Linked DNA regions of Homo sapiens: region 2 is linked to region 1. A link is a contact called in ENCODE Hi-C or POLR2A ChIA-PET data. All regions are on one chromosome and are shown on one strand. The core of a region is the stretch at or near the end of the contact, and the rest is flanking DNA. Distances in the headings are between cores, read along the strand shown. Region 1 overlaps GGA3 (golgi associated, gamma adaptin ear containing, ARF binding protein 3). Region 2 overlaps GRB2 (growth factor receptor bound protein 2).

Evidence for each region. Hi-C counts contacts between places; a loop is a spot of excess contacts on that map. ChIA-PET counts read pairs that join two places held with the same protein, here RNA polymerase II (POLR2A). Pooled maps may share reads with other maps.
Region 2: a pooled map shows a loop between it and region 1 (2.1-fold over the local background). The contact joins two enhancer-like sites. A Hi-C loop is called at or near these places in 2 of 50 pooled maps. POLR2A ChIA-PET finds 5 or more read pairs at or near these places in 10 of 52 experiments (Caco-2, GM10248, H1 and 6 more).

Annotation. Positions count from the first base shown.
Region 1 is chr17:75,248,800-75,251,551 of GRCh38, reverse strand. The region is part of intron 1 of GGA3 (golgi associated, gamma adaptin ear containing, ARF binding protein 3); the gene reads left to right. Among named protein-coding and RNA genes, the nearest start is that of GGA3, 11 kb to the left of the region's middle. RefSeq lists a silencer at 190-484 and enhancers at 808-917, 928-1,027. Within about 2 kb of position 1,316, at least 11 of the 41 ENCODE cell types and tissues checked have a DNase peak (open chromatin) inside an H3K27ac peak, as active enhancers do.
Region 2 is chr17:75,368,816-75,371,772 of GRCh38, reverse strand. All of the region lies in intron 2 of GRB2 (growth factor receptor bound protein 2), which reads left to right. Among named protein-coding and RNA genes, the nearest start is that of GRB2, 35 kb to the left of the region's middle. Within about 2 kb of position 1,317, at least 11 of the 41 ENCODE cell types and tissues checked have a DNase peak (open chromatin) inside an H3K27ac peak, as active enhancers do.

The DNA of each region.
Region 1 (2,752 bases), core at 67-2,566:
GTAGTTTTAGTAGAGACAGGGTTTCACTATCTTAGCCAGGCTGGTCTTGAACTCCTGACCTCGCGATCCACCCACCTCAGCCTCTCAAAATGCTGGGATTGCGGGTGTGAGCCACCGTGCCTGGGCCATACATTTGTTTTTACACTCATTTCTGTACCAAATTAGCCCAATTATCTACTGTCTTGTTTTTTGAACTGATTTTTTTTTTTTTTCATGTATTGAACCAGGAGAGCACAGCCTCCTTGAGGGTAAAATCTGTGTCTGGAACTTTTTCTGTAGTCCCTCCAGGGTCTGGCATGCTGACATGCTGTTTACTTCATTGTCTGCGGGTGCTTAACAAAGACTTGGTGATTGACTAAGTTTGTGTTTCCATTCAGGACCCTAGTGAAGGTTGACCTTTATTCCCTTTCCAGCCCATGTTCTTGCTTCTGCTTGTTTGTAAGTCATTTGTTACGTAGATTTTTCTTTTTGGAGATGGAGCCTCACTCTGTGGCCCAGGCTGGAGTGCAATGGCCTGATCTCAGCTCACTGCAGCCTCTGCCTCCTGGGTTCAAGTGGTTCTCCTGCCTTAGCCTCCTGAGTAGCTGGGATCACAGGTGCGCGGAACCATGCCCAGCTAATTTTGTGTTTTTAGTAGAGATGGGGTTTCACCATGTTGGTCAGGCTGGTCTCGAACTCCTAACCTCACGCAGGTGATCCGCCTGCCTCGGCCTCCCAAAGTGCTGGGATTACAGGCGTGAGCCACCGTGCCCAGACCATATGTATATAATTTTTTTTTTTTTTTTTTTTGGAGATGGAGTCTCACTCTGTTGCCCAGGCTGGAGTGCAGTGGTACAATCATGGCTCACTGCAACCTCTGCCTCCTGGGTTCAAGCAGTTCTCCAGCCTCAGCCTTCAAGTAGCTGAGATTACAGGTGTGTGCTACCGTGCCTAGCTAATTTTAGTATTTTTAGTAGAGACAGGATTTCACCATGTTGAACAGGCTGGTCTTGAACTCCTGACCTCAAATGATCCACCTGCCTTGGCCTCCCAAAGTGCTGAGATTACGGGCGTGAGCCACCGCATCCAGCCTGCTATGTAGATCTTGTTTTCTCTGGAATGTTTGAGCCGTGCTGGAATGGGGTACCCAATGCTGCTGTTTCCATCCCCACATGACGTTTTAAGTCCCACGAGAGTAGGCTAGCGATGGAGTGAAGCTGAAAAATGAAAGCAGGAAATCCAGAGACACAGAAACAGATGAGGCTTTCAACAGAGACTCGAAAATAGACAGAAACCATGAGTCAGAGCAGAGCCCGGAGGGGCGGTTCGGGAAGGCAAGGTCTATAGGGGAAGCTCGGGTGTCACCTCTATGCCAGGTGAAGGAAATGTTGAGTGGGTGGGAGGCTGTGTGCATCTGCTGGGGAGGCAGTAGGCAGATGGAAAGATCAAGTCACCCAGAATTATCCCCAGAGGTTCCTTCCCGTTCCTGTGGGCGGGTGAGCTCTGCTTTCTGAGCTGCCCAGAGAGCTGGAGGAGATAGACATGGAACTGACCATTGCAGAAACTAGGGCTTTTTGTGCCCGTGAGTAGGCAAAGAGCTCCCTGTGGATTTGCCATAAAAAGGTCTATCAAGGTGGAAGAAAGTGAGATTCTAGAGAAATTAATACAAGTGAAAAGTGGGCAGGAGTGTTCTTGGAAGTAGAAATGCTGTTGGAAGTCTAATAGACTTGGGAAGAAGATAACGTATGGTGAATACCAGTTGCTTCGGGGGTTGGGGGGATCCACATTTTACTCTGTACTCAGAAGATGCTTTTCCCCGTGCAAAAAGTGAAAGTGAGTGGGCCAGTTTTTCTTCTGTCACAAGGTGTATGACTGTTCCCAAAATAATAGCCCTGGGGGATGGGGATTGCTTCTCAGACCATTCAATTTTTGTACCCTGTAGACTTTTGGTGTTATGTGAGAACTTTAAGCACCTGATAGGAATTAGTAACAGAGCTACGCTAATGCCTGAGGAAATTTCAGACAATTGGTGGGAGAGACTTGGCATTTGGAATGTGATAGCTGGTAGGCTACCATACAGTAATGCAGGATTGCCAGACATTTCTTTCCAAATGGCTACCCTTGATTACATTTAACTCCCCTCCTTTCAAGCTCCAGATTTTGAAGGACCTGTTAATTCTCTTTCAAGATTGAAGACAGACACCTTCTTTTTCTTCTAAAGAGGAACCTAGGCGGGGTGCGGTGGCTCCCGCCTGTAATCCCAGCACTTTGGGAGGCCAGGGCTGGTCTTGACCTCCTTACCTGAGGTCAGGAGGCCTGGCCACCATGGCGAAACCCCATCTCTACTAAAAATACAAAAAGTAGCCAGGCATAGTGGCGCATGCCTATAATCCCAGCTACTCGGGAGGCTGAGGCAGGAGAATAGCTCGAACCTGGGAGGTGGAGGTTGCAGTGAGCCTAGATCGCGCCACTGCACTCCAGCCTGGGTGACACAGCGAGACTCAATCTCAAAATAAATAAATAAATAAATATGAACCTAAACCATCAGAATCTTCCCCTTGCAGCCACAACAGAAACACTGCCGGGGAGGCCGAGCCCCGACCTGGGAAGCAGGGTGATACACTGGGTGCCACGGGCCTTCCCTCTGCCTGGCAGCTGTCGCTACTCAGATCCCTGCAGCCCTGTTGCCAGTGAAGGAGCTGGAGTCTCTGTTATGATGTGTTCATCCAGCTGGTGAGTTTTTTTTTTTTTGTTTTGTTTTTTTTGTTTTTGT
Region 2 (2,957 bases), core at 68-2,567, 120 kb before region 1:
TTTCCCTGACCACTGGGCTATCTCGTATTTCTGGTCTTCAGTCATGTTGTTCCTTTTGTGTGGTGTAACCTTTAGCATTTACGTGCCTTGGCCACCTCTCGTTGCTTAGAACAGACCCAATCTCCAGAAGGTTTTCTGGGTGTTCTTCTTTTCCCTCGGGTTCCCCTTTGCTGCCCCGAGCACCATTGTGTACCTCTTGCCACAGTGTGCTTTTGTTACTCCATTTCACAGTAGGTTCCTCTATCAGCATCTTGCACAGTTGCCTAGCAACATAGTTTAATGTGTTGGAGGCAAGAAGGGAGGAAATTCACACCATGTTCATCCTACTCAGTGTGAACTGAGTCTATAGTTGATATCCTCTTTGTGTCACTCAATGTTGTCCTGCCTGAGTTCAGGCTTGGTTCTTACGTTGCGGCAGCTCTTTTGCCTTTATTTAGGCAACAGACCAGAAATAGAAACCCTTGAATTTTTTTTTTTTTATTCCTTTATTTTCCTTGCCAGCACCTTGGTTAGATTTCTTAACTACTTTTTTCTTGAGTCTTTGTAAAGTATAATTACACTTTACTGTGCTTACGATCTAAAGAATACTTAATCAGTGTTATTTTTTATTTTTATGTTTTATTTTTGTATTGATTAGGTCTTGCCATGTTGCCCAGACTGGTCTCGGACTCCTGGACTCAAGCAGTCCTCCCACCTTGGCCTCCCAAAGTGCTGGGATTACAGGCATGGGCCACCACACTTGGCCTCACTTTTATTTCTTAAAGTCACTGCCCAATAAACATTCCAAGTTTCCACTAGTTTTTGTTTTTGGACATTTGTTCCATCCAACATCGTGGTGGCATTATATTTTAGTAGATTGTCCAAACATGGGTAAGAAAGATCAACTATGAAAGGAGGTGTCGAACACATTGGCTTTCCCACCTGAATTTGTTCTTTATTCTTTGGATGTATAAAAAACAAGAATAAAACTCACAGGGAGAGTTTGAAGGAACTGTGAAGATTCGTTCTAATTTACATAGTTTACACAACCCATAGCCCTAGGGAAAGTGCCAAAGAACAGCTTTGCAGAGGACTGAAGTCCTCCTGGGAAGAAGAGTCCCTTCGCATCAGATGGCTCTCTTGAGTTTACTTTGCTGCTAAAAAAGTGAGCTGGATTGAGGGGAAGGTTTTCTATTTTTCAAGCTTTGCCAGAACACTTGGCTTAACAAACAGCTGTTTGAAGTCTTAATTGTGTCTCTGTATTTCCAGGGACGCGTTCTGACCTCTTATTAGCAACACAGCTAGGGCTGGCTGGCATGCTTTGTGGTGCCAAACATAGCTGTACCAGCCTGGAAGGTATCCAAACCGAACAAGATATTGAAGTCAGAAGGAACAAGTGGTACAAATTCTCTCTTAGTCAGAGTTTGGAAAGCCTTCGTATTGAAATTCATGCGGACAGATTTGACACACTTCTGAAAATTTTTTTCATCAACTGACATTTCAGTTCTTCCAGGCCTGGAATAGTGGGTTTCAGTCAACAAGGCACCAATATCTTTTTAAATTTGCCCATAGTAGCCAGCTTTTGGGGTGTATGAATATTAGTGGCAGCCTTGGAGCTTGAACGTTGCATCAATGACCTCTGTTAACAGCTAACCATATGATATCCACAAAATAATGAATTTACATTTCTCATGGGCCCTGGCTTTAGCCATTACCTCGAGAGTCAGTCTGAGCATCACTTTTAAGCATTCATTCATTGAGTGTCCCTGTCTCTTAGTACTGTGATGGTCCATGTTTTGAGTAAGTAATGCCATCCTTCAAGCAAAGGAACATATATATGCTTTGAGTTGTTTTTCTGGTAGTGGTAGGTACATTTGCATCAGAGTCAGTAAGTTCTTAAATACCATCAGCCATAGTCAAAAACAGTTTTTTTTTTTTGAGACGGAGTCTCTGTTGCCCAGGCTGGAGTGCAGTGGCACGATCTTGGCTCACTGCAGCCTCTGCCTCTCTGGTTCAAGCAATTATCCTGTCTCGGCCTCCTGAGTAGCTGGGGACTACAGGCATGCACCCCCACACCCGGCTAATTTTTTTTTTTTTTTTTTTGGTGGAGACGGTTTCACCATGTTGCCCAGACTGGTCTTGAACCCCTGACCTCAAGTGATCAGCCCGCCTCGGCCTCCCAAAGTGCTGGGATTACAGGTGTAAGCTACTGCGCCTGGCCCAGAAACAGTTTTTAACCAGTGCAACTCATACCCATCCATCCAGAGTCCTTGTCTCAGTCTCACATTCTGATCTAACAGCTGAGCTCAGAGCAGCAAAGGAATAAATGGGAGTTTTTCTCAATATAAGGTTGACTATGCCTTCTTATATTTTGCCTTCTTAAATTTTCATATCTTTGGCTCATGGACTGTGGTGTAAAGAAACCTTCAATTTTCCTATAACATTGTGCTGCTACTCCTGTTCCAGCTTAAAATCATTTAAATACGTTACTTTTGATATGTCGCATTGTGAACTCCTAGGTTAGGAATGTCTAGGGGTAAGTTGATGCAAAATGAGGATAATCATTAATTATTAAATTTCTAAGATGTTCTTTTTATATACCAAAGCTGTGTTTTAGAAGGATGACTTTGAGTAGTGTGGATTGAAGTAGGGGAGAGGCCAGATACAGAGGACCTAGGCTGGAGCCAGCTTATCTGGGTTCAAACTTTGGCTGTGCCATTTGCCATGATCATGATGTTGGGCAAGTTTTGTTCTTTTTTTAAACTTCTTTGTGTCACAATTTCCTCACTGGAAAAATGGGGATAATAATGGTCCTTGACTCATTAGATATTGTGAGGATTAAACTAACTGAAATATGGAAGCACTTAAAACAGCAAGTATATGAGAAGCAGTTTTGTTTCAGGCAAGCTGATGGAGTATGTTAGTGGAAATGGAAAAGAGTCATATTTATCTGGGTGCAGTGGCTCACACCTATAATC